Regions from separate parts of the Mus musculus genome. Here all the other regions are linked to region 1. Evidence: chromatin loops called from intact Hi-C (ENCODE). Cell type or tissue: heart. All regions are shown on one strand. Region 1 has its middle 7.5 kb from the start of Aqp11. Region 2 overlaps Myo7a (myosin VIIA). Region 3 holds the start of Pak1 (p21 (RAC1) activated kinase 1). Region 4 overlaps Myo7a (myosin VIIA). Region 5 overlaps Myo7a (myosin VIIA). Region 6 holds the start of Myo7a (myosin VIIA).

Region 1 (4,000 bases):
CTAAAACTATTATTTCATTATGTTCATTATGTTTTTATGTGTATGGGTATTTGCCTGCATATATGTCTTGTGTATCAGATGTGTGCCTGGTGCCCTTGGAGGCCAGAAGAGGGCATCTGACCTCTTGAAACTGGAATTACAGATAATTGTGAGCCGTCATGTGAGTTCTGGGAATCAACCCCAAATCCTCTGTAAGAGCAGCCATTGCTCTTAACTGCTGAGTTCTCTCTCCACTGAATGCAGGCACCTCCTTATCTCTGAGTTATGACTGGTTCTGTAAGATGGGGAAGGTGGATGGTGGTGAATACAGCCCAAAAGCCTGGGTTTTCAGAGTCGGCCTTCATCCAGCACTGTACTGGCTTCTCTGGCTGGAACTCGGCTAGCCTCCTGGATTCTCTGAACAGTGGCTTCTGCCTCTTGCTTCACCTTTGACCTTCCTCTGCTTTCCACAGGGCCCTCACACCTCCCATGAATGCTGATATATTCAAGTAACGTGTTCTGTGGTTTACTCAGTGTTTGGCACATGATAAGCACTGGAGTCACAGCTTGTACTGCTGTGGGTTAGACAACAGATGGACCTGGCCTGGAGGCTCAGCAGAGAACCAGGGACTGCTCTGTGCACTAAGTCAGCCCAAGGCTTTGAGTCGGCCATTTTTGTTTGCATTCTTAATTTTGTGTCACTGGATAAACTGTGTCCATCCTTTGAGCCTCCTCAGCATGTCAGGATAGAAGAATATTCCTCTATCCTGCATTCATAGTAGAGCCATCTAGGGAAGTAGTTCTCACCCTGTGGGTCTCGACCCCTCTGGATTTCCATACCATACATCCTACGTATCAGATATTTACATTATGGTTCACAACAGTAGCAAAATTACACTTATGAAGTAGCCGGAAGTAGCCACAGAAATAATTTTGTGGTGGGGGTGTGTGTCACCATAATATTAAAGGGTTACAACTCCAAGGAAGAAAGGAAACATAGCTCATAGCTTATATACATAAGGCCACAGCTTCCATCCCAGCACCTAAGAACCAAAACAAAAAGCTAAGAATTCTCTCACACCCCATACCCACTAAATCAGAGCCTCTGGGACTGGGACCAGATAAATTGCAGGTTTTTTTTAAAGCTTCCCACGTGATTCCAAAGTACATCCAAGGTTGAGGAACAATAGATGGGCTAATCGTTGAGGCTCTCAAATGATAGAAAAAAAAAACCCCAATAAACAAAAATCACATGAGTAATTACTAAAGATGCAGCCATTGCTCGTTGAGTAATAAGACAAATACTGCATCAAGAGTTCTGAGTGCGGTGTGCAACATGCCCAATTAACCTAGGGAATTGAGAGTGTGGCTGTATATGTGTGTGCACGCACACATGCGCACACTGTAGTGCGCCTGTGGAGAGCCGAGAACAGCTCCATGGAGTCTGTTCTCTCCTTTCACCTGATGAGCACTCAGGAGATCAAATTCAGGTGGCCAGTCTTTGAGGTAAGCAGCTTCCCGGGGAACCCCTGTCCCAAGGGGTGTGCGGGAGCTCTGGGCGTTCAGGCCTCCATCGTGTCCTGAGCGGAGAGTCAGTGGCCATGGCTTATTCTGTGTCAGTCTCTCATGACATTGAAAGACATTTGTGTTTTGTTTACTCCTGCTTGCTTGGTGTCAAATGTCAAGATGCTAAAACTTACAACAGTGTCAACTATTTCTGTGAACTGTTTCAGACCAACTAGTTCTGGTAAAAAAAAAAAAAAATCAAAGATAGACTATAACTGATAAATTTTTAGCATTGTTTTTGTTTTGGCTTTTTAAAAAAACATTTATATTTATTTATGGTATGTGTTAGTGTGCTTGCCTATCTGTCTGTCTGAGTGCATGTAAGGGGGGTGGGAGGGCTGGGGGGCAGTCAGCTACCAGAAGAGAGTGTTGGATTCCCTGCAGCTGGTGTTACAGGCGATTGTGAGATGCCTAGTGTGGGTGCAAGGAGCCAGACTCCGGTCTCTGCGAGAGAACCACACGAACGCTCTTAACTGTTGAGCCAGCGGTTCTCTGCCTTGCTTTGGCAGGGTCTTGTTGTGTGTCCCTGGATGGCCTGGAATTCATTATGTAGACCAGGATGACCTTGTGGCATATCTTTGACCTCTGCCTTCTGAATGCTGGAGTTACAGCATTGTATCCCGTTTATTTACTACATTTATACTGGAAAAAAAAAACAAAGCAAACAAACAAAAAAACAAACAAAAAAAACCTGTGTGGCCACTGAAGGAATGAGTGTGTGTGCTGCCACCTTGTGGTAGAATGTGCCACACACAGTCCTACCTAAGAAGGCTGGCTGGTAATTGGCCCTGGGGCCTGACCATGTTTCTGTGGCCTCTGTATCCTTAGCACCCGTTTTGTTTTTCCTAATACGAAGCAAAAGGAATTGATATCAGTAGCATGAGAAAGACAAGATATCAAGACTCAACTCTAATGCAATACAGCTTTGTTCCCTTTCCTTGTGTTTACTGATGGCCCGTGCCCATTGTCAAGGTACTATACTATCCACGGTAAAAAGTGTGTGTGCGAGTGCGTGCATGCGTGCGTGTGCGTGTTCGTGTATTCAAGGGCACTCACGTCACAGCACATGTGTGGAGGTTAAAGAACAACTCTCTTGAGTCATTTCTCTCCTCTCAGTTTACGTGGATTATAGGGATCAACTAGGGTCACCAGCTTACCAATTTTGATACAAGCCTTTTACCCATTGAGCCATCTTGTAGGCCCTGAGGTTTTTGTTTGTTTGTTTGTTTGTTTGTTTTTATTTTGTTTTAATGGGGACAATACTTACCTCATGGTATTGTGTGGTGGTTTTGTTTGTTTTTCTTTTTGAAGTGCCGTGGGTCACACCCAGGGCCTTATGTGTGTTGGGCAAATGTTTTACCACTGAGCTGTACCCCAACCCTCACGGGGTTGTTATAAAGGTAGAAGACATAGCTAAATTCTGGAAAGTTGTTAGCATGTGATAAATGTGACCAGGGATGATTCAGACCTTGCTGCCACTGTGAATGAGACCACCTGGATGGTTCTATTGTTCTGTCACCTGCCACTGCTCTTCTCTAAGACACCGCTTCTGCTGAGAGGTTGAACCTGTCTTCCTGAGAGAGCTGACAGCCTGTGGAACTGGCGACCTAATGCTAACAGCTCTGGCAGACTAGTGCTAACAACTTAGCAACAAAGCATCAAGAAGCCTGGCTTGGCAGGGAGATGGGCCTCCTCCCTTTATAAGCACAGACTCTTAGTAATTATTGGGCCTTGATCTGAAATCTCAGGAACCCAGTTCGTGTGGCCGAGGGCGGCTACAACCTGTACTGTCACAGCACTGACGTGAACACCTCCCACTGGGCTTTGCTGTGCTGTCCCAGTGCATAGGGCACTGTGTGTCCGTTCCCCAGGTTCTGCTCATGTCCCATCTCTGACCGTTTCCTGCATTCCCTGGTGGACCACCAGACCTCTTCTCTCTGCCTCAGTGTCCCCTGTACTTTTCCTTGTTCTTCTCCACCTACCCTCCTCCTCCCAGTCGCCACTCCCTTAGCCTGAGAGTCCCCTCACAAACTTCGGTGTCAGCATTTTCCTTACCTTCTTGGTTTCCACATGACCGTACAACAGCACCAACACAAACCGAAGTCACTCTTTAGCTGCGACAGTAGTCAGCTTAAAGAACAAAACATAAGAGCCCCCCCACCCCCCCGCGCGCTCTCCCTGAAATCTTAATGGTATCTCTTCCCTGTCCCTCAGGGGCCCTTTTTGCTGTTGTTGTCACTGTAATTTTACATGTTGTTGTTTGAGACAGGTTCTCAATATGACCCCTTGGCCAGCCTTGAGCTTGCAAGATCCACTTTGCTGCCTCTGGAGTGCTACTAACTTGGCCTCTTTTGTACTCTATTTTAACTTTCTGATCTGTCTTCTATAGTATAAAAGAACAAAGAAGGTCTTTGATGTTGTTTCACTAAAGCTAAGATGTCTTAGTTATTAATGT
Region 2 (4,000 bases), 340 kb before region 1:
TAGCTATAGCTCTTCCCTCGGGTGTACACCTACAGTGCATGCTTACAGAAACCTAAGCCCCACTGCTTGGGCAAGTCCTGAGTTCTCATCCTTTGACTCTTGTGCCTGCTGCCCCAGGGCAGTTCAGGGCATCATGACCTGCCCTAACCTACTGACATAGGGGTCAATGGAGCAGAGGTAGGCCATCTTTCCAGGCATGGCTGTACCTGAATGAGTGTCTCATCCCAGTCAGGTCCACAGGACAGCTGCTCTCTTCTGCTCATTGGCAGATACTGACACCATGGTGACATCTGCCTTCCCTCAGACCCTCTCTGTGCCCTCTGCACATTGGCCTTTGAACTTTTTTGGCTTCAATCTTTGCTTCATCCCTGAACATCCACTGATGATTCAGGAATCGGTAATCACCAGGAAGGATGCTTTCCCTTGAATAAAACAGAGCCAGATGAGAACCTGTATGGCTGAGGCAGGGAGAGCAAATCCCGCACACCCCTTCACCTACTCAGCCATTCACTCTTTCAGTCTACAAATGCGTATTGAGTGCCTTCCATATGCCGCATACTGCCTAAGTCGCAGGACACAGCAACAAACAAGTGGAAACCAAGCCAAACCAAACCCCGTAGTTAGTCTAGTGTTCCAGCAGAGGGTTAGTGAGAGATCCAGTAAATTACTAAATCATGCAGTGTTATGGGGGGAGGGCATGGATCGGGATGAGGCCGGGGGTGGGGTGGGGTGGGGTCAGTGGTAGGCCCTGTGATTGTACATGAGGCACAGGACAGGCATTACTGGACAATTGGTAGGAACTGGAAACACTACCCCTCCCCAAGATGGGCTTTGCAAGGAGAGGGATGGGCATGTGCAAAAGTTCCAAGTGTGCTCCAGGCAGAACCAGGAGGCTGGAGTCCCAGGAAGGGTGCAAGCCCATGGTGGGAGCCAGAGGCTCCTGGAGTAGATTCTGTGGCTGTCATGGATCCTAGTAGGGACCTTGACTTTCCCCGGAATGAACTGATGTCACTGGACGGTCCTGAGTGGGGAGGGATGTGGCTGGTTTCCTTACCCTGGCCCCCAGCTGCTTTGTAAATAGGGTTGTAGAATGCCTGACATGGTGGTAGGGCAGGAGTCCAGTGCAAAGGCCAAAATGTGGAAAGGAGAAAGATAGGCTGAGGCAGGACCCAGCCGTGGCAGCTGTAGGTAGCATCAGATTCTGGGAAGGACCTGTTGGCTTGTCCCATATAAGAGAAGGGTCATGAGGAAAGTTCCTAAGGACTTGACTTGAACAGCTGGAAGGGGACAGTCTGCGCACCATAGAGGACACCGGGAAGCTGTGCAGTCATACCCCAGGTGACCGAGGAGTTTATGTATGTCCTGGTGCACATAGGCCCTGGTGACACAGAAGTAAGTGAGGCAGACCTGATCTCATGAGGCCCCAACAGGGAGGACAGACAGAAGGGAGCAACTTCAAGATGACAGACTCTTGAAGGGTGTGTGCCCTGTCCGGTGTCGTGTGTGTTATGCTTGTGCATGCAGGGGTGTGTGCTGTGAGGGAGGTGTGTCGTGTGCTCTTTCTTAGTGTATGTATGTCATGTATATGCATGAGTGCTTCAGGGTGTGCTTGCTGTGTGTCGATGTCATGGGGAGCGAGCATGATGCATGTATGCACAGAGTATGCATGCCACATGTACTTTACAGGATATGTTCAGAAAGTGTGCTGAGTGTTGTGCTCTTACCATGTTTGTGTCATATGTGTGCATTTATTCTGGATGGCATGCATGCTGTGTGTGAATTATATGCATTTTCATGTGGAGTATGCATTCTGTGAGTGATTTGTGTGGTATATGCATGCCTGGTGTGGACAGGTCATGTCTGCTATATGGTATGAATGCTGTATGCACGCTACACATGTGCATGTAGTGCTTGTGTTATGTACTGCATGTATAGCATCTGCATGCCCAGGTGTCACCTGTGTGCATAATACCATATGATGCATATATGTGTGTTATGTATATGTGTGTGTGTGTGGCATGTGTGTATGTTCTGTGTGGGACTGTGTGCATGGTGAGATGTGTACACTGGGAGTATGTATGCTATGTGCTGTGTGTGCTCTGTTTTAAACTACACGCTCAGTGTGTATGTGCTGTTGCTGAATCAAGAATCCTGAAAAGGCAGGACAAATATTAACCTAGCCCTAGATCCCCAGAACGAAATTTTGAATGTTCTTCAGTGGAACTTGAGATGAAAAGTACTTCTTGTTTCAGAACCAAAACATTTGCTTTCCTACAGGGCTGACTAGCATAGCTCCTGGATTTAGTGTGAGTTAAGCACCTTTATCTTCCAAATACCCCATACACGTGCTCTGCACTCCAGATTTTAAAGTATTTATTTTATGTGTGTGTGCCCAGCGTATATAAATGCAGCACAGGTATGCAGGACTCCTCAGAAGTCAGCAGAGGGCACCAGATGCTCTGGTGCTGGTGTTACAGGCTGTGAGCTGCTAGCAAGAGCAGTAGACTCTTCTCTCTGTTCAGCCATCTCTCCAGCTCCCTGCACTCCATACTTTTGATGCTAAAGGGCAGGATTGAATTATAGCTCTAAAAATATAAAAGCTTACAACAAAATCAAGTTTACTAGTGAGTTTTCACACAAAAATGGCCAGGAAAATAGTATGTAGTAGTACCGTGTTCTCTCTAATCTGAGTTCTGCAATGTTCTAGAAGGTTCGTTTCCTGTTTTCTTGACCTCAGCTCTTCCCGAGTCCCCTTTATCCCTGTTATTTCCCAATGTTCTGAGAAGACAACATATAGGCAGGGGTGCAGAGAGCCTGGGTGGCTCACGCAGCAGCTGGGAGCACAAAAATCTGTCTTTGCAGGCTTGTCCAGGTCACCCACACTGCCCCAGCCTGATCACTAATCCTATAAGCAGAGGAGGGGAGGTCATGAGCTGTGCTGTTACCTCCAAGGTTCTCAGGGGGTGCAGTGCCCACCCCAGGTGGCCGCTTACTGCACTTGGACTCTCCACCTGTCCCATCAGGCGGGTAGATGGCAATGTTTTCACTTAGGAAACAGTACAGACTCAGCACCCTTTATTGGTCAGCTTAGGCCATACATGGGGCTTGAATTTAGGTTTGCCTAACTCCTGTCACTAAGATGACCTCAGTATCTTGAGGACACTAAGTGTGAACCCCTTTACACAGAGAGGCACTGATGTTGGCCCAGAGTCTCCCAGCTGATAGTGGGGGGTCTAGACGACACTATTGGAGCTCCCTGTAGTGGGTGTCTGAGGTCCAAGCTCCAGCCCAGACCAGGGGTGTCACAGGAGATCCCCAACTACCCCTTGACTGACCTTGGTGACCTTCCCTGGTGCTCTCCTCCCTCCAGGACAGCTGTTGGAGGGTGGGAGGGGGAAGAGGTGGCCCCTCCCATCACTGTCTGTCTGTCCTCTGCCACAGGGTGCCGAGACCAGGAAGCGCTCGCCTACACTCAGCAGCCAGTTCAAGCGGTCTCTGGAGCTGCTGATGCGCACACTGGGCGCCTGCCAGCCCTTCTTTGTGCGTTGTATCAAACCCAATGAGTTCAAGAAGCCCATGGTGAGCCTCAGAGGGGATGTGGTGGGCAGGGGTGGAGGGTGGGAAGGGAGGGGGCAAAATGGATGAGGTAGGTGGGCAGTGGAAAGAAAGCCTTGTTCTCTCTGGAGACTAAAGGGCTTGTCAAGTTGCTGAGGGCATAGGGGCTCCACAGTCACCTTAACCTTGGCTTTGCTATCTCCCAGCTGGGCGGTTGTACCTAAGTCAGACACTGCCCTGTGCCTCGGTGTCCTTGAGAATGAAAACTCCCCAGAGACCATGCCTGAAGATTGTAGAGTGCCTGTTAAGTGCTTAGTAAATACAAGTGTGGCTCGTGCTGGGGCCCCTCCCTTGAAAGCTCTCTTCCTCTCAATTCAGGGCCCACCTCCTCCATGAAGTCCTTCTGGACTCCTTTGCCTGAAGGTCCCTCTTTTTTTTTTTACTA
Region 3 (4,000 bases), 97 kb before region 1:
CCCTGGAAACTGGCTATCTCCCAGCCCTCATCTCAGTGAGGGGCTCTCAGGAAGGTCTCCTAGCTAGCTGTATTTGTACTTGTTCTCCAGCTCGAGCCTTCAAGCTCCTGACTTCCTACCATGATTTTTTCCTTCTGCCCACATTCTGCCTTGGTTCTCAAGGAAAAGGATGGGGAATAAACCCAGGAAAAATAACTACTTATTAGGAAGCCTCAAAACACAGCTTGAGGGCAGTAAGGAGACAGCCTGACACATAAGGAAAACAGAGCTTAGGTCCAAAACAAGGAAGCTAGAATGTTTGGACCTTACAAACATCACAGCAAAGGTCCCTCCAAGTCAGCAACTTACTACCAATGAGAAAGCACAATAAAAGATTCTAAAAGGAAAAGAGAAGAGAGCCTAACCAAGAAGAAGAGGACCCAGGGAAGAAATGAAAAAGGAAAACAGAAAAAAGAAACCATGGTTATGGAAGGAAAAGAGACAAGAAGTGGAAAGCGTGAAGACAAGGAAAGGAAGAAAGGAAACTGGTGAGATCAGAAAACAGGTGAGGGGCAGGCAAGGAAAGCCGACCAGCAGGAAGAGGAGGAAGAAAGGAAGAGCAGGAAGGCTTCCCAGAGGGAATGCATAGCTCCTCTGTAACCAAGATGAGAAAGGTCCAAAATAATCAGCATAGGTTAGTATTTGTATTTCTTGGTGCCAGATAATAAAGGAAGGAATTACAGTGATTAAGATATTACATAGTGTCAAGGTCTGTTATTTACTTAGCAGATCAATAACAGTGCACCAGAGAAGACAGCCTAGTTTATAGCAGTGATCTAAGTATCAAAGAATTGGCCAGTTCAGGAAAAAAAATTAGCATGCGTTCACCTGTTTCTTCTCAACCCCACACCCCACACTCAACATATCTACTCTTAGCCCCAACAGAAGCATTAGCACTTTATGAAGTCACTGGTTCTAAACAGACCGGCAAGATGCATATGGAAGGCTGGCTCCTCTGTCTCTACCTAGCTCACCTTTCCAAGGTAAATTTTACAGCCTAGGAAAGGCACAGTTACAGAATGCTAAGCCCTTCTCTTCAAATAAGGAAATTAAGGCTCATAGAGACTGCCTGACCAGGAACAGCTGCAGGGGTCTCCTATCTTCACTACATCTCCAACCAGAGAACAGTATTCCGGGTCCCAGGAAAACCGCAGCTAAACCAAGGCACAGAAAAGCATCACCCTGGCCACCATGCAGAAGCATGCTTACAAAGGAGTGGGGCCCCTGAGGCATGCAGTTCCCCAAAAAATCCAGCTTCCCCTTCATAACCTTCCCTAGCCAGATGCCTTATTCCAGCACAGGCCTAGCCCTGAGGGGCTTATCTCAATGTTACACCACCAGGCCCTTTCCTTATTAAGAATCCCTTAATATAAGTGAAATGTAATGTTCTCCCCATTCCCTTCCCCGGAAGGCAGAAAGACACCCGCTCCTTCTACCCCAGCTCTCAGTCTAGCTATGCCAGGCCCAGGGAAAGCCAGCATTACCTGGCGGTGGGTCCGGGGCCCAGCATCTCTGATGATCTTGTGTATCTGTCGCAGAGCCGCACCTCTCCCTGCTCAGCAGTTGGGACAAAGCCCGGGCTGAACCAGCCTGACAGGCTGGATTCGGCTAAGCGCCGCAGCGCAGCCACCCAGCTCCCAAGGCGCAGCACACTCAGGCCCACGTAGGGCGGCAGCAAAGACACAGAGGCTTAGTGAAGGGGCGGGGAGGGAGGGAGGAACAGAGAAAGGAAGGAAAGGAGGCGGGGAGAGCGCTGCCCCCGCCCCTTTTTTTCTGAAGAGGCGCTGAGGGGCGGGAAACAAATACATAACCAATGTTCTGATTGTCTCTGCTGTTCTCCCAACCCAGGCTCCAACAAGAGGTACCAGACAGGCTTTTTAGAGCAGTAGTTCTCAACCTTCCTAACACTGCGATTCTTTAATATAGTTCCTCACATTGTGGTGACCCCCAATCATAAAATTAATTTTGTTGCTATTTCATAATTTTGTAATTCTGTAATTTTGCTACTGCTATGAATTGTAATGTAAATATCTGACATTTCCAATGGTCTTAGGTGACCCCTGTGAAAGGGTAGTTCAACAACCCCTCAAGGGATCTGGACCTATAAGCTGAGAACAGCTGTTCTAGAGCCTGTGGGAGTCCTCTTGAACCCCGGAATCAAGACCTACTCAAATTAGATTCAAGATTCATTCAGACTAGAATGGAGAGGGGGAAATTATTCTTTTCTGCTGACTCTCTAAAATGTGTCCCATGAAAGATAATAAGGTGGTCCCTATACCAACCACCTCCTTTGAACAGAGAAAGTTCAGCAACAGCTACTATTTGTTAAGGGCTATTTACTATGTGTCCCCACACTTTACAAACCTATGTCTATTTCACAGAGTTATGAAGTAGGCCCTACACCACTCTCAGAATTTCTTTAGCACTTGTCAGATACCAGTCACTACAATAGAACTTGGAGCTGGATGACACATTAAAGAAACAACTCTGGTCTTCCCCATCCCAATAAACGGTGCTTCCTTAAGACTGAAATGTTAAAAAATGTACCTTCACATATTTCCTGTACACCCAGAAGTCAGTATCTCCCATCATCACTCACTACACTCACCCAACTCATCCCTTGCCCTTGAGGCGCATGACTGGAATCAAGTTATGCAGTTATCTCTTCCAGGCCATAACTAATGAGTTTAGAGGGTTTTAATTATTTGTTATGGGGTGAGGGTAGGTGGCACATATATACCATGGTATGCATGTAGAGATCAGAGGATAACTCATGAGAATCAATTTTCTACTTCTACCACATGTGTCCTAAGGTTCAAACTTGGGTTGTCTGGCTTAGTGCCAGAAATCTTTATGCACTGAGCCATCTCACAGGCTCAGAAGTTTAGATTCTGCTCTAAGGGTTCTGGGAAAAAACAGGATAACAACAATTGATGTTTTAAAAGATCCTTGATCAATGGAAAGAAGTATGGGCAAGTACACAGTTAAAGAGTTTTTTAGAGCTTCAGGCATCGGAAAGCAGAAACTGTACTAACTTAAACAAACGTCTAAGATGACAGTAAGTAACACATGCTGAAGATGCTGCTGGAAAGCAGCCCAGCAGAGCAGGTGTAAGACAGGAAGCAATGGATGAGAAAGCACAGTGACTGCTCCAGGGTTATACAACCAGCAAATGACGTAACCATGTATGTACTGCCGACTGAATCTTAAGCCTATGTTTCTTTTTAGTCCTCCTATTTATTTCTGTTTTGTTTACAACAGATAACTAACTGTTGGTCACCAAAGAGTCGGTGACCACCATGAAGCCTGACTTATACAACATGCAGCCATCTTTCCTGACAAATGTCTGCACTACCACTCATTGGCCCAAATTAGTCTAATGCAGAGGAAGAACTCTATATAAAAAGAACTCAGCTCTTTTATTATTTACCCTTCCTAAGCCCTGAATACTTACAGTATTTGGAAAAGGAGACATGAATTTCTACATTTGAGAACAAAACAAAACAAAAAAACTGGGCCCAGCAAGGTGGGACAGTAGGTAAAAGAACTGCCAAGCTGCCAAGACTGCTGACCTTAGTTCCATCTTTGTGACACAGGGTAGGGAGAACCAACTCCTCCTTCCTACATGTTTTTCTCTGTTTTCACATGCACACCGTGACACATGATTCATTCCCATTCTCCATCTTCCACCCCCTCACTCACACACACACACACACACACACACACACACACACACACGAGAGAGAGAGAGAGAGAGAGAGAGAGAGAGAGAGAGAGAGAGAGAGAGTGTCAGACAGACAGACAGGCAGGTAGGTAGGCAGACAGAATGCTCGAGAGATGGTTCAGCACTATAGCACTTGTTGCCTGGCTGGGTTCAGTCCCAAGCACGTACATGGTGGCTCAAAATCATTTGTAACTCCAGTTCCAGGAAATCTAACCTCCCTCTTATGATCTCTTTGTT
Region 4 (4,000 bases), 360 kb before region 1:
CTCTCACTGACACGGTGGCCTGAGAGGAGGGACCTGGGCAGTCACATCTGCTTTGGCAGAGCTCAGTAGAGTGTTCAGAAAGGCTCTCGGGAGAACACTGCAGGGCCAAGGAAGCTCTGGTCTTCCTGCCTTTGCACAATGCATTCCTGTGCCTGCCAGGAAACCCCACCTCCCTCCACAGAACGCCTGTCCTCTTTCCCAGACAGCTCTTTCCCAGATGTCCCCCACCTACACACCCACCCGGTCCTCAGAACTGTCTGTGGCATTTCTATGTACCTTGCTGTCTTGCCCTCTCTCCCTACCTCCTTTTCTCTGTCTTTCTTCTGTGTCTCTGCCCTTTTTGTCTCTGTCAGTCTTCAGACACTTCCTGTCTTTTTCGCTGTCTCTGTCACTCTGTCCTTCAGAACCAATGCTCCCATACTAGGCTTGTTACACTTTGGCCTCTGCTGTGGGCTGTGGACCTTGACCAGAGAGCCGCTACCCTCAGCAGGACATCCTCCCACATAGGAGGTGGAGCTGTTCGGCTGCACTTCTTAACCTGGCCTGTCATTTAACATTGAGTCTGACTGCCACTGTGTAGCCAGGTCCCACTTCTCCGATATGTGTCGTGAAGAGAACACTCGTGGTCTTTGGAACCTGGTGGCTCAGGGTGTCCAACCCATACCTGGCCGAGTGTATCCCAGGCCCCAATGACCTGCACACCTGACAGGATTCTCCAGAGGCGATAACTTTCCCCTCCCCCTCTCCGGGACAGAAGCACTATTATCTTTGCTGTTTGTGGACTAGGCCCTAGCGGCCCAGGAAGGAGGTGTGAGGAGCCAGGAAGGTGGTGTAAACTGCTTGGCCTCTGTCCTGTCTCCCCCTCCCCCAGCTCCATAGAATTCACCAGCCAGGCCTGTGAAAGACACCCTGGTGGGGCCAGATTCCCATTGCAATTGCTCTTGCCAACCCCTTACCCACACCCTCCTGGAAGGACTGTTTTTGCTGGGCCCTCAGCCTGGCCTTCTTTCCTCACTTCTTATAGAAACTTTCTCTTCATTCAGGTCTCAGCTTAAATGCTCCCTCCTTGGAGCAACAGTCCTCAGTATCTGCCCACAGTAGCTCTGTTGAGTTAACTGACCTATTTTGGAAGGAATTATGGATCAGAGGGTGGGGCAAAAGGCAGTAAAGAGCTGCCCAGAGGCCCGGTCCTCTGGTTCCATGCAGGGGCCAGGGACAGGCAAAGGAAAATTTCCAAATGGATCAGCTTTTATCAGAGCGTTTGGGAGAGAGGAATGTTCCACATGGTGCTCGAAGTGTAGACAGGTCCTTGACGTCACTGCTGGGCCCCTGGTGCATTGGGAACGGCTGGGTGAGGGCCTGGAGTGGATTAAGTTTTCCTGCTGGAGTGCCATGGAATGCTAGGGAGGCAGGAGCAGGGCTCTGGCTGCCCCTTCTGAGCAGATGGGTGAGCTACCTCTTCACCCCTAGAAGCAGGGGCTGAGCTGAAGCCAGAGGAGAGGAAAAGTGTGGACCAGCGTGTGGCTGTCATGGCAGCAGCCATTAGAGAGTGGGATGGCCAAAGTCACGTGACCAGATCTGTCAGGAACAGCCTGGGACTGAAGCCAGATTCCTCCTAGGGACTCCCGTTGGAGCTGGCGACATCTAAGAACAGCTAGAGGAGATACAAGTTTGCAGGGTCTTGACAGGTGTGTTACATCTATTAGCAGACCTATGGATTTGGGAGGCTGGAGCAGAGAGGTTCCCTCTATCGGCAGAAACCATGTTTATTTTTGGCTCAAGGTGAGGGAAAGAGAGTGTGGGTGGGTTGGAGCCATAGCCGGGACCACAGGTCAGAGTCTGGTGATATGAAAAGGCTCTTGACCCCAGCGATCCCAGGAAATTGAGGCTCTATTCTCCAGAGGGAAGAATTCAAGACCTTCCTAGATGCCCTCGTCTGCCATCTGGTGGCTGCAGAGATTACTGCAAGAAAGTGAAGCACGCGCGCGCGTGCGTGCGTGCGTGCGTGCGTGCGTGCGTGCGTGCGTGCGTGCGTGTGTGTGTGTGTGTGTGTGTGTGTGTGTGTGTGTGAGAGAGAGAGAGAGAGAGAGAGAGAGAGAGAGAGAGAGAGAGAGAGAGATTATTGTAATTCCCACCTAGCTCACAGGTCCAGAAAGTCTCCCCTCTCCAGCTTCATATTGTTTACCAGCCAGGTCTGTGACGAACACTCTGGGGCCAGATGCCCATTGCTACGGTCCCTGCCCAGCCCTCACAAGCCACACTCACACAGCCTGGCCCCTGGCCTGGCCTTCCCTCTTCACTTCTTACAGAAAGTTTCTCTTCAGTCAGGTCTCTGCTAGTTCTCAGCACCTCCCCACAGCAGCTCTGAACAACTCCCTGACCATATTGCTTTATGTATTTGTTTACTGATGCCTGGATGTGAAACCGAGCCCTTCACATTTGAGTTACTGTGCTTCCATCTCTACCTCTCAAAGTGACTGGGGGACCTGAGGCCCTTAATGATAACCACTGGTGGAGGGCAACATCTTGGCCTTGCTCCCCTTATGTGTCTGTGGGATGTCTTGATGGGAAGAGACCAGTAAAATCCCCAGATTCAAGCCAGTCAGAACAGACACATCCTCTGCCCAGCCTGGGCTCAGGAGCAGCAGCTGACATGAAGCGCTATGCCCCCTGCAGGAACACTGGATATCCCCTCAGAATGCCACGCACATCAAGCCAATGCACCCCACATCGGTGCACGGCGTGGAGGACATGATCCGCCTGGGGGATCTCAACGAGGCAGGCATCCTTCGAAACCTTCTCATTCGCTACCGGGACCACCTCATCTATGTGAGTACTACCCATGGCTACTCCTGTGCCGCACCCAGAGGTCCATACTCCTGGGACTTCATCAGCTGTGTTGTGGGTGCTCCATTTGAGGCCCCTCCCCTCCCTGGGTCCAGGCTCTGGGCTCTTTAGATCTAAGTCTGGGGCAGGAGTTGTTTATGGGCCTCAGAGGCTTGGGAACTGAAGGCCAGGTTGCTAGGGACAGGCTTAGCATTTTTCCAGTTAGGGAGCTGGGGGCTGTTACCCTGAAGCCTCAAGACCAGTGGAGGCAAGCTAAGAAGTATGAGTCCTTAGGAAGGAAAAAGGACCACAGACTCTCATTAGAACCAACCAGATCATCTTCCCTATGGAAACACCACTGGATCTTAGTGGAATGCAGAAAAGTGCTTCCATAGAGAAAATAATAAATTTGATCTCACCCAGCTGGGACATCAGGGACAAAGGTGCTTATGCCAGGCAGGACACACGCCCTGAAGACCTTTAGCAAACTGACTTCACCAAACCCAAAGCTTTTTACAATTATTGAGGAAACCAAAGACTTCTGCTTATTTGGATCATAAGATGATATTTATGGTATTAGAAATTAAAAAAGAAAGCTTAAGACATTTATTCATCAAAAATGGCAGGCTAGGTGTATCTAGAAAGCAATGTGACCAGATCTCATATCTGGAGTTGCAGCAACTTGTAACTCTGCAAAGATAGGAATCTTCTTGGCATTGGCCTCCTACTGATGAAAAGGGCCTTGTTCTGAGAATTATTTTTAAAATGAACTATTTATCGTATGTGCTTATGTGCGTGTGGGCTAGAGCCGCCACATGTGGAGGGCTGAGAATGGCTTTTGGGGGCCATCTCTCTCCTTTCACTGTGTTTTGAGGCAGGGTTTCTCTTGTCACTGTCCTGCATGCTCTATGCTAGCTGGCTTGAGAGCTTCCAGCCAACTCTCTTGTAGGAGTGCTGGGATTTCAGATGCGTCAAAGTTTTTACACAGGTTCTGGGACTCAAACTCTGGCCAACAGGCCTACACAATAAGAGCCTTAACCTCTCGGACAGTCTTGCTGGCCCTTTATGGTTAAGTTTTACCCAGATGTGTGTATTATAAATTGTAGATTTCCTTCTGACTGATTGCAATGGGACCTTCCTCACTGTGCCACAGGGGAAAGACTGTGTGTACTCG
Region 5 (4,000 bases), 330 kb before region 1:
GGGCAAGAGGTCTAAACGCACATGTGTTATCTTCTTGTGATAAAAAGATGGCAACTTGAAATTTTGCCGGTTCATGAACTCTCCAGATTGAGAAGTTACTGAATGAGACAGTCCTGCCTCTTACCTGGGACTGTCCTCATAGAGGAGGAGCACTGTGTGTGTGTGTGTGTGTGTGTGTGTGTGTGTGTGTGTGCGTGTGTGTCCTGGGTGGGTAAGCCCTCTTGGACCTCCCACAGAGGAAAATGCTGTTAAGAGAAGATGTTTTCATCTTAGTGCAAAGTGACCCATGTACTGAGCATTCACAAGCTGGAGAACTGTGTTTCAGAGTAAGGGTCCCTGCTCACTGGCCCTGACACCCTCCCAGGTGCCTGCTCTGTTTCTGCCATGTCAGCCACTATTACAGAAACTGTCCCTGACTGTGGGGGTCCCTTGCTTGGGCTATATGGTTGACCTGGAGCTAGGCAGGGTGGACATCAGGGGCTGTGACCTTTGAACTTGCATTAGGATATAGGTCACTTTGTGGATGGTGGACCTCACCTGACCCATGCCTTATTCCTGGTGACCCCCAAATCTAAAGCAAGACCCTCTGCTCAGCCTCTTTATCCAGTCTGTCTCTGTCTCCTGGGAAGCCTTAGGCTGGCTGGTCAGAAGAGCTGTGGTGTGGAAGGGTGGCTGGGTGTCACTCTGAGGTATTGTCCCCACTTAGGGACGAGATTTACTGCCAGATCAGTAAGCAGCTCACACACAACCCATCCAAGAGCAGCTATGCCAGGGGCTGGATCCTCGTGTCGCTCTGTGTGGGCTGCTTCGCCCCCTCTGAGAAGTTCGTTAAGGTAGGGGGATGGTCTGGGGTGGGGAGGAGGGTGCAGGGCCCCTCTATGCTGGGACACAACATGCATGTGGCATGTGCTTTCTGGTGCCCCACAAATAGTCCTCATGTGGGACTCTGGGACTTCTCGAGTTCTGGAATCCCATACTCCCAGAGCCTCTCTCAGGTCCTTGATGGTCTCACACATGCCCAGCCCCTTCCTCCCAGGTCCCTTTTGCCCAGGGGACCAGCACTTGGCTTTGTCAGTATCATTCTACAGAGGTCAAGTGTGATAAGGATATACGCACTGAACATATCTTGGAACAGGCACTTTGATATCACTCTGTGCCAGGCTCTGGGTACTAGTTGGGTGCCATGAGGGGGAGGGAGTGGGGGAGACCAAATGGGGCCCTGAAAGGTAGCAGCAGCTGCAACAGAGAGGGCAGAGGTCGAATGTGAGGGTGAGGAGATTATCTGGCCTTGCTGCCAAGCTGCAGGGCATACACTTGATTCTAGGGGTAGCAGGAGTAGGCCTAGAAAGGGGGGCTCTAGGTGTCCCGGCTGAAGCAGCCAGTCCCGGGTGTGCCTGGAGAGACTGCAGGCTGCTGCAGCAGCTAGGGTGGAGACTGCCTCACTGAGTTCTCTGTCTGCAGTACCTGCGGAACTTCATCCACGGAGGCCCACCTGGCTATGCTCCTTACTGTGAGGAGCGCCTGAGGAGGACCTTTGTCAACGGAACTCGGACACAGCCACCCAGCTGGCTGGAGCTGCAGGTCAGCAAGGCTCACACAGCATGCCTCGGAAGTACCCTTTCATGCTGGATTGCAGGAGTCCTTGGGTTCTGGAATCTCAACACCCCCCCCCCCCCCCCCCAGAATATGAAAGTCCCAAGTGTGATTGGATCTTTCTGCCTGTCTTATGCCCATGGGCCTTAGTCAAGGCCATGCTCCTGCGGTGGTTTCCTACTAGGCTTGGGTCCTTGGCACAAGACATCGAAATGTCCCCTCAGAGTGGATACCTGTGACAGATCCAGGTGGTGTCCCAGTGGGATGCTGGTAGTATGGGGGTCAGCTCTTGCCCCATAGGCAGCCAGACCAGAGAGAGTGAAAAGACCACAGACCCTCTTGGTCACTTTCAGGCCACCAAGTCCAAGAAGCCCATCATGTTGCCCGTGACCTTCATGGATGGGACCACCAAGACCCTGCTAACAGATTCAGCAACTACAGCCAGGGAGCTGTGCAATGCTCTGGCTGACAAGATCTCACTCAAGGACCGCTTTGGCTTCTCCCTCTACATCGCTCTGTTCGATAAGGTATGGTGGCCTAAGCCTAGCCCAGCCCAGTGCTGCCACCTGCTGGCTGAGGGGTTTGCATGCATGTGAGTCACTTAAGTTATGGGAAACAGGCTCTACAGAAATGGTGTCAAGCTCTCTGGCACCCGTGTACCCCATGATCAAAGGTCCAGAGCTCTCTCCAACCATGGGTGCCCAGGAGAAAGCCCTTCTCTTCCTACTTAGAAAAGAGGGCTGACAACTCTGCTCTCCAGGGTCACATCTGTGGCTGTGATGTGTAGAAGTCTGCTCAGCCACTAGTTCGCCCTTTCCACATCTTCTCCAGCTGTGTGAGTCTTCGGGTGTGAGTACACAGTCTTTCCTGCTGAGATAGGCCTGGAGTTTCCTCTGGCACTGGGAAGACCCATGGACAGGACCTTGCACTTGGTCATAGTTTGCCTGGAGCTTCCCTCATGAATTGGTGCCTCCAGTGATGGCTTGCTTAACTGTACCCCTTGCTCTGAGAAAAAAAGGACTCCCACATACACATACCTTGAAAGGCACTCACTGCATGCTACAAGCCGGCTCAGAGCCTGTCCCTGGGACCAGCCTCCCAGGGGACCTAGGACACACACTCCTCTGAACCTCAGGGCTATCTGTGCTCATGCAGTTGTCACAGTGGGTGACCCTTTGAAGTCCTTCTCTGACCCTGCCCTGCCTGTCCTCCCACTGTGCCGTCTCACAGGTGTCCTCCCTGGGCAGCGGCAGTGACCATGTCATGGATGCCATCTCTCAGTGTGAGCAGTACGCCAAGGAGCAGGGTGCTCAGGAGCGCAACGCCCCATGGAGGCTCTTCTTTAGAAAGGAGGTCTTCACACCCTGGCACAACCCCTCGGAGGACAACGTGGCCACGAACCTCATCTACCAGCAGGTGGTGCGAGGAGTCAAGTTTGGGGAGTACAGGTGTGAGAAGGTAAGTGGGGTGTGCAAGCCACAGGGAGGCCATGGCCACAGGCTAAGGGCTGTTGTCAGTTGGCTGGCGGTTGGACACTTTCTGGGTTTCTTGTGGATTCAGTGCTTCTTAACCTCACACAAGCTGTGTGCAGTGGATGCTCAGAAAGCTATCCTGATTCCCCATGAGAAGGGGTTCATGCACTCTGCAGTGCACTGCGTGATACCAGTAGGGGTGATGGACATGTTTGTATGGTTCTTAGTCTAGGAACTGCTCTGAAGGAGAAGATCAGGATTTGCAGGGTCTGCATGCTATGAGCCGAGCCGGCTCAGAGCCTGTCCCTGGGATCAGCCTTCCAGGGGACCTAGGACACACACACTCTTCTGGGCCTCGGGGCTATCTGTGCTCATGCAGTTGTCACAGTGGGTGACCCTTTGAAGTCCTTCTCTGACCCTGTCTTTCCTCCCACGGGAACAGACTCGAGGGTCTTGTTTTTGAAGATAGTGGTGGTGCTTCCTGTACCTGTGGCTCTGTTAGTGATGGCAGGATAAAGATCGATGTGCTGTTGATTTTGAGGATGGTTGTTGTTGGTGATGATGGTGGTCCTGATGCTGCTGCTGATATTCATAGGTGTTGGTAGTGAAGGTGACATTAGTGATACTGGTAGTGCTGATAGTGATGATGTATATGCTGATAAGCTAATATTCCAACTGTTTTAGAGCCACCATACTGGCTACTAAAATTGGGAAACTTTTCCCACCAACTATAAAATAGCAGATGCTTACAAGGTCCCTGAGAGCCTCCTCTGTCACACTGCTGCTCTACAGAAACACCAAGAGCCCCAGGGGAGTTCTGCCCTGCATGCTGGGCACCAGGCCTCATCCAAGAAGAGCCCAGCCCATGCCAGACTCTCACCTGGCTCTCTGAAGTAGAGCCAGGTGGTTACCATGTCGACTCTTCCTGGGTAGAT
Region 6 (4,000 bases), 370 kb before region 1:
CCACTTCCGCTGTGTATCAGTCTATCATACACTCCGCACGGTCACATGATCACTTCACTTCTCGATGGCTATTGCAGACCAAGACTGCAGTCAAGAAGGGAGGGTGAGCCTCACGATCTTGGGTCTCAGGGCCTGACATAGGGGTCTTAGCTCAGCCATATCCCTCTGAGGCACAGGGCGAGCAGGGACCAAGTAGCAGACGAGTCGATGCTTCACCTGGCATCTAGCCACTGCCTCCCACTTCTAGCAGAACTGGGTCAGCAGCCCTGTTCTTGCTTCCTCTCTCTTAAGCTAGGCCAGGCTGGCTCCTGGCTGTGAAGGAACTTCCGGTCCCCAAGAAGCCTTGAAGACTGGACAAGGGAGGACAGGGTGGAGCAGGGATAGCCGTGGCTTCATTTATCGTTTGCACCCAGGAGGCCTTGTAGTCTTCCAATTGCAGGAGATCAGCCCTACAGTGTATTCTACGTGAACCAACAGGGCCTGGCCTTCACTCCTCCAGGCCACAATGCCCTGGGGTCAAGGGAAAGGAACTCTGTTATCTTCTCAGAATAAATATTACTGCCGCTCTAGAGGGATCTGTCTGTTTCATTTTTCCCGTACCCCGCACCCCCCCACACACAAGGGTAAAGACAGAGGGCACAATGGGTAGCTGACCTCTGGTCAGAAGGATGAGCAAGGAAGGCCTTGGGAATCACAGATAAAAGCTGGCCTTGCTGGTTACCTAGTGAGTCAGAGCCCAGCTCTGTGGAATCCTTCAGGTTCCCTGCTTCCAGTCAGTGTGGGGCTGGCTTTGCTGAGCTCTGCCCATCTCAGGCCCTGGGGACATGGGGGCACACAGTTCCTGCTCTGCAGCAGCCTTCCAGCAACTGGGGAAAATGTACAAATCATGTCTGATCGAAGTACTGTAGTGTCCTTGATAAGCAGTGTCCCTAGGAGCTGACTCTTAGTCTCTGAGTTCAAGATCTGTGCCCTGTTCTAGTGGAGAGGAGAGACTTACATGCAGGCCACAGACGGAGGTGGCAGAGCAGAGATCCTGGGAAGGTGCGGTAGCTAGAGCTAGGAATTTATGGGCAGGGCCACGGGTAGAAGCTGGGTCGGGTTGTGGAAAACGAAATGATGGAATACGACGATAGATTGGATTTGAAGGGGCGAGGGTTGTATGAACTAAGACCAGTTCTGCAGTGGTTCAGATGTGGTGCCCTTAAGAGGCTCAGGTGCCAGAAACCAGTGCCCCTTCTGGATAGGGCAGAAAACAGGCAGAACCTGGAGAGGTACGGTGGAGCATGAGGTGGTAAGGACACACACCATCTCAGGTGGTTTGTTTTGGGGAAAACAAGCATGGATTTCTAGGTTTCTCCGATCGGGTGACCTGCTTAGCCGAGTTTGGGTGCTGAGGAAATGTCTCCGTTATGGTTCTGAGACCACTTTCTCACCCACCCACTGCCTTCCCAGCATGCACCTCAGCCTCAACGAAGCACACCTGCCCCAGTTGCCGCCTTGTCGATTGGGCTCTGGATGCTCCAACCTGTGTCTCTCCCACTCTGTGTAGGCTCATGCTACTCACCTGACTCATAAGTATCAGTTTCGTAGGTGAAGGCTGCGTTGGGTGCAAGTCAACCTTGGACCCTGGTCTCACTGTGGCACCCTGGTATGAGGAAGTTGACCGGCTTTTCCTTAGTCTTGTAGCAGTTGGCTGTGCCCAGCAGGTGGCACCATTGCACCATTGATTCTCCCCACTCCATACCACTATAGATTCCACCCCACCCTATTCCCCTCCCCACCTTAACCCACCCACCCCCACCGAAAAGCAGCTTTCCTGAGTAGATGTCCCAGCTGGCAAGTGTGGGCAGAAGAAGGGGCCAGGTCTCAGGAGGAGGAGGAGGAGGAGGAGGAGGAGGAAGAGGAAGAGGAGTCCTTCAGCCTCCTTCCTCATCTACCATGATGAGTATTTGTGTCCTGTTCATTCCCACCCACTCCCTTTTTTAAATCACACATTTAAATCACACACACACACACACACACACACACACACACACACACACACACACACCGGGTAAGTCTGTCCTGCGTGAGGTGGCTCCTACTCAGGTGGCTTTGCAAACTGTCTGGATAACAGCACACTCAAGACTCCTAGGACAGGCTGTGGGGGCCAGTTGTAGAGCCTGGGGGTGGGGTGCATCTTGGGGAGTCCTGGTTTGGATGTTGTGTCCAGCCAAGGCTCCAGGTATTGCCAAGCCTGCTCATTTATATGGTCTCTAGTAGTGCCCTGACGAGGGAAGCTGGGTGAGCAGGGGAGGCTACTGGGAACTGAGACCCAGCAAAATCATGAGGAAGATGGGACGTGATCAGGTGTCCTAACCATGCAGAGATGGCAGGTAGTAACACATGTGACAAGAGACCCTGAGGTCCTGATGGTTGGCCCCAGGCCCGAGGTTCCCACTGGCCAGCAGTGCCCCCTGGAGCTTCTATGCCTTGCATCCCTGCTGGTTAGCTTTACACAGCACCTTGGGCAACCTCTAGACGTTAGTCAGCAGCCCCAGCACAGCCCGCCCCTCATGCTGATGTCACCACATCCAGACCTTCGAGGCCCCCAGGGCTCCGCCTCCTGGGAGAAGGCTTTGGAGGGAGAGGGCGGGTGGCAGTGCAGGCTGGACAGCTGCCCTGAACAGAAAGAAAGAGTGACCCAGGGAGACAAGAAACAGAGTAGCCCAAGGGAAGCCCACAGCAGCAGCAGATCAAGGCTCAAGCTGGAGCTGAAAATTTGCAGGCTCCAGCCTCAGCTTCCAGAGTCCTCCTGACCTGTGACCCCTGGCTCCTGGCTGGGAGGTGGTGACTCGGAGGGTGTGGATAAAACCCAGGTAAGGATGGGCTGCCCTGGCTGGAACTTTTGGACTGGGGAGGAGTTACAGGCTGGGGCCTCCTCTGGAGCCTCTGCCCTTAGGTTCCTGGGACTGGACTCCCCTGAACCTACAGGGGCCTTGCCACCATAGGCATGGAAAGAAAATGCCCCGAGCCGTGCACATGGAGGCTTATGCCCTAGATGAGGGAATAGCTGAAGAGCACAGGGCCTGTGGAGTTGTTTCCGGGTTGGAGCTGGGTCAGGGGTATCCAGAGGCAGGGGTGAAAGATGGGAGTGGAGGCTGGGGGGGCAAGTGTGGATGCCTCTCTCTGCTTGGTCTTTTGGTCATCTCCCTGATAATCTATCTCTCCTTGCACACGTTGTTTCTTCTTTGTGTGCCTTACATTCTCTATCCGTGACCCAAGAACATGAAGGTTACCATCTGGGGTTGCCCAGGGGTCAAGGTAAAATCAGTTGTGGGTCTAGGGAAAAAAACAAAACAAAACAAAAAACTATGGTTCTTTGTTCTCAATTTGAAAAGCAACAGTCTTACACACTAGTCTAGTCTGGGATGGAGAGGTAGAGCCTCATGCATGGGGTAGAAGAGACCTGAGCTTTTCCATGGGTCTTCAGCTCTACCCTCCAAGTCTACAGTCCCAGTCTGTCCTGCAGCCTTGTACCAGCATGAGTGAGGCAGGGGCCAGGCAGCCTCTTCAGACGCCAGCTCTCATAACTACTGCTGCTGCCTTTGGGATTATCCCCCTGCCAGGACCCCAGCGTGGTGTAGGTCTCCCGAAGGACCATATGCCCATAGAGACCCAGGGCGTGGGGTCAGGGCTCAGGTGTCAGGCAGTGTCGTGGGCAGAGGATCAGATGTCCCAGTGCCTCTGAATGGACCCTTGTGAAAACTTAATGCTCACTCGAGGGGCAGGCCAGGCAGGGATGGAGGGGCCTCACACCAAGACCTATGGGCTGGGGCTGCTTCTGGTGACCACACTCGAGGCAGCAAATCCATCTCGAGCCTATTCCTGGGTCCAGCTCTGTGCTGGATGAGGTAAGAGATGAGGGCCACGAACAGGTGTTAGATCATTCTGCCATGTGTCCTAAAACTCCTAAAGCAGTCCTGAACCAGGAGCAGAGTCCAAATCTTACTTAGTGCCA

What was found. Hi-C counts contacts between places; a loop is a spot of excess contacts. Peaks named below come from ENCODE experiments on the same cell type or tissue, not always from the same donor. Only the 100,000 strongest peaks of a DNase experiment are listed, where the experiment ranks them.
Region 2: it touches region 1 in a loop (4-fold over the local background); 13 of 42 quality-filtered maps call a loop at or near these places.
Region 3: it touches region 1 in a loop (9-fold over the local background); 30 of 42 quality-filtered maps call a loop at or near these places.
Region 4: it touches region 1 in a loop (5-fold over the local background); 21 of 42 quality-filtered maps call a loop at or near these places.
Region 5: it touches region 1 in a loop (2.7-fold over the local background); 12 of 42 quality-filtered maps call a loop at or near these places.
Region 6: it touches region 1 in a loop (10-fold over the local background); 33 of 42 quality-filtered maps call a loop at or near these places.

What each region holds. Positions count from the first base shown.
Region 1 is chr7:97,743,777-97,747,776 of GRCm38, reverse strand. No RefSeq gene overlaps it. Among named protein-coding and RNA genes, the nearest start is that of Aqp11, 7.5 kb to the right of the region's middle. In heart, a CTCF peak has its summit at 2,285 (motif pointing left); no DNase peak of the experiment used is centred here; H3K27ac peaks cover 499 bases.
Region 2 is chr7:98,084,963-98,088,962 of GRCm38, reverse strand. Myo7a (myosin VIIA) reads left to right here. Exons shown (of 49, transcript NM_008663.2): 16 at 3,442-3,579. Among named protein-coding and RNA genes, the nearest start is that of Myo7a, 33 kb to the left of the region's middle. In heart, a CTCF peak has its summit at 2,423 (motif pointing right); a DNase peak (open chromatin) is centred at 3,442; H3K4me3 peaks cover 526 bases; H3K27ac peaks cover 1,039 bases.
Region 3 is chr7:97,840,665-97,844,664 of GRCm38, reverse strand. It overlaps Pak1 (p21 (RAC1) activated kinase 1), which reads right to left and starts at 1,726. Exons shown (of 15, transcript NM_011035.2): 1 at 1,524-1,726. In heart, no CTCF peak of the experiment used is centred here; a DNase peak (open chromatin) is centred at 1,644; H3K4me3 peaks cover 978 bases; H3K27ac peaks cover 716 bases.
Region 4 is chr7:98,101,379-98,105,378 of GRCm38, reverse strand. Myo7a (myosin VIIA) reads left to right here. Exons shown (of 49, transcript NM_008663.2): 4 at 2,677-2,829. Among named protein-coding and RNA genes, the nearest start is that of Myo7a, 16 kb to the left of the region's middle. In heart, a CTCF peak has its summit at 1,914 (motif pointing left); DNase peaks (open chromatin) are centred at 88, 718, 1,528, 2,298 and 1 weaker place; H3K4me3 peaks cover 603 bases; H3K27ac peaks cover 2,751 bases.
Region 5 is chr7:98,069,953-98,073,952 of GRCm38, reverse strand. It overlaps Myo7a (myosin VIIA), which reads left to right. Exons shown (of 49, transcript NM_008663.2): 28 at 707-833; 29 at 1,462-1,581; 30 at 1,947-2,120; 31 at 2,824-3,051. Among named protein-coding and RNA genes, the nearest start is that of Myo7a, 48 kb to the left of the region's middle. In heart, no CTCF peak of the experiment used is centred here; a DNase peak (open chromatin) is centred at 2,162.
Region 6 is chr7:98,118,134-98,122,133 of GRCm38, reverse strand. Myo7a (myosin VIIA) reads left to right here and starts at 2,641. Exons shown (of 49, transcript NM_008663.2): 1 at 2,641-2,858. It overlaps Capn5 (calpain 5), which reads left to right. Exons shown (of 13, transcript NM_007602.4): 13 at 1-575. In heart, a CTCF peak has its summit at 1,674 (motif pointing right); DNase peaks (open chromatin) are centred at 149, 1,693, 2,233 and 2,583; H3K4me3 peaks cover 742 bases; H3K27ac peaks cover 1,626 bases; H3K27me3 peaks cover 490 bases.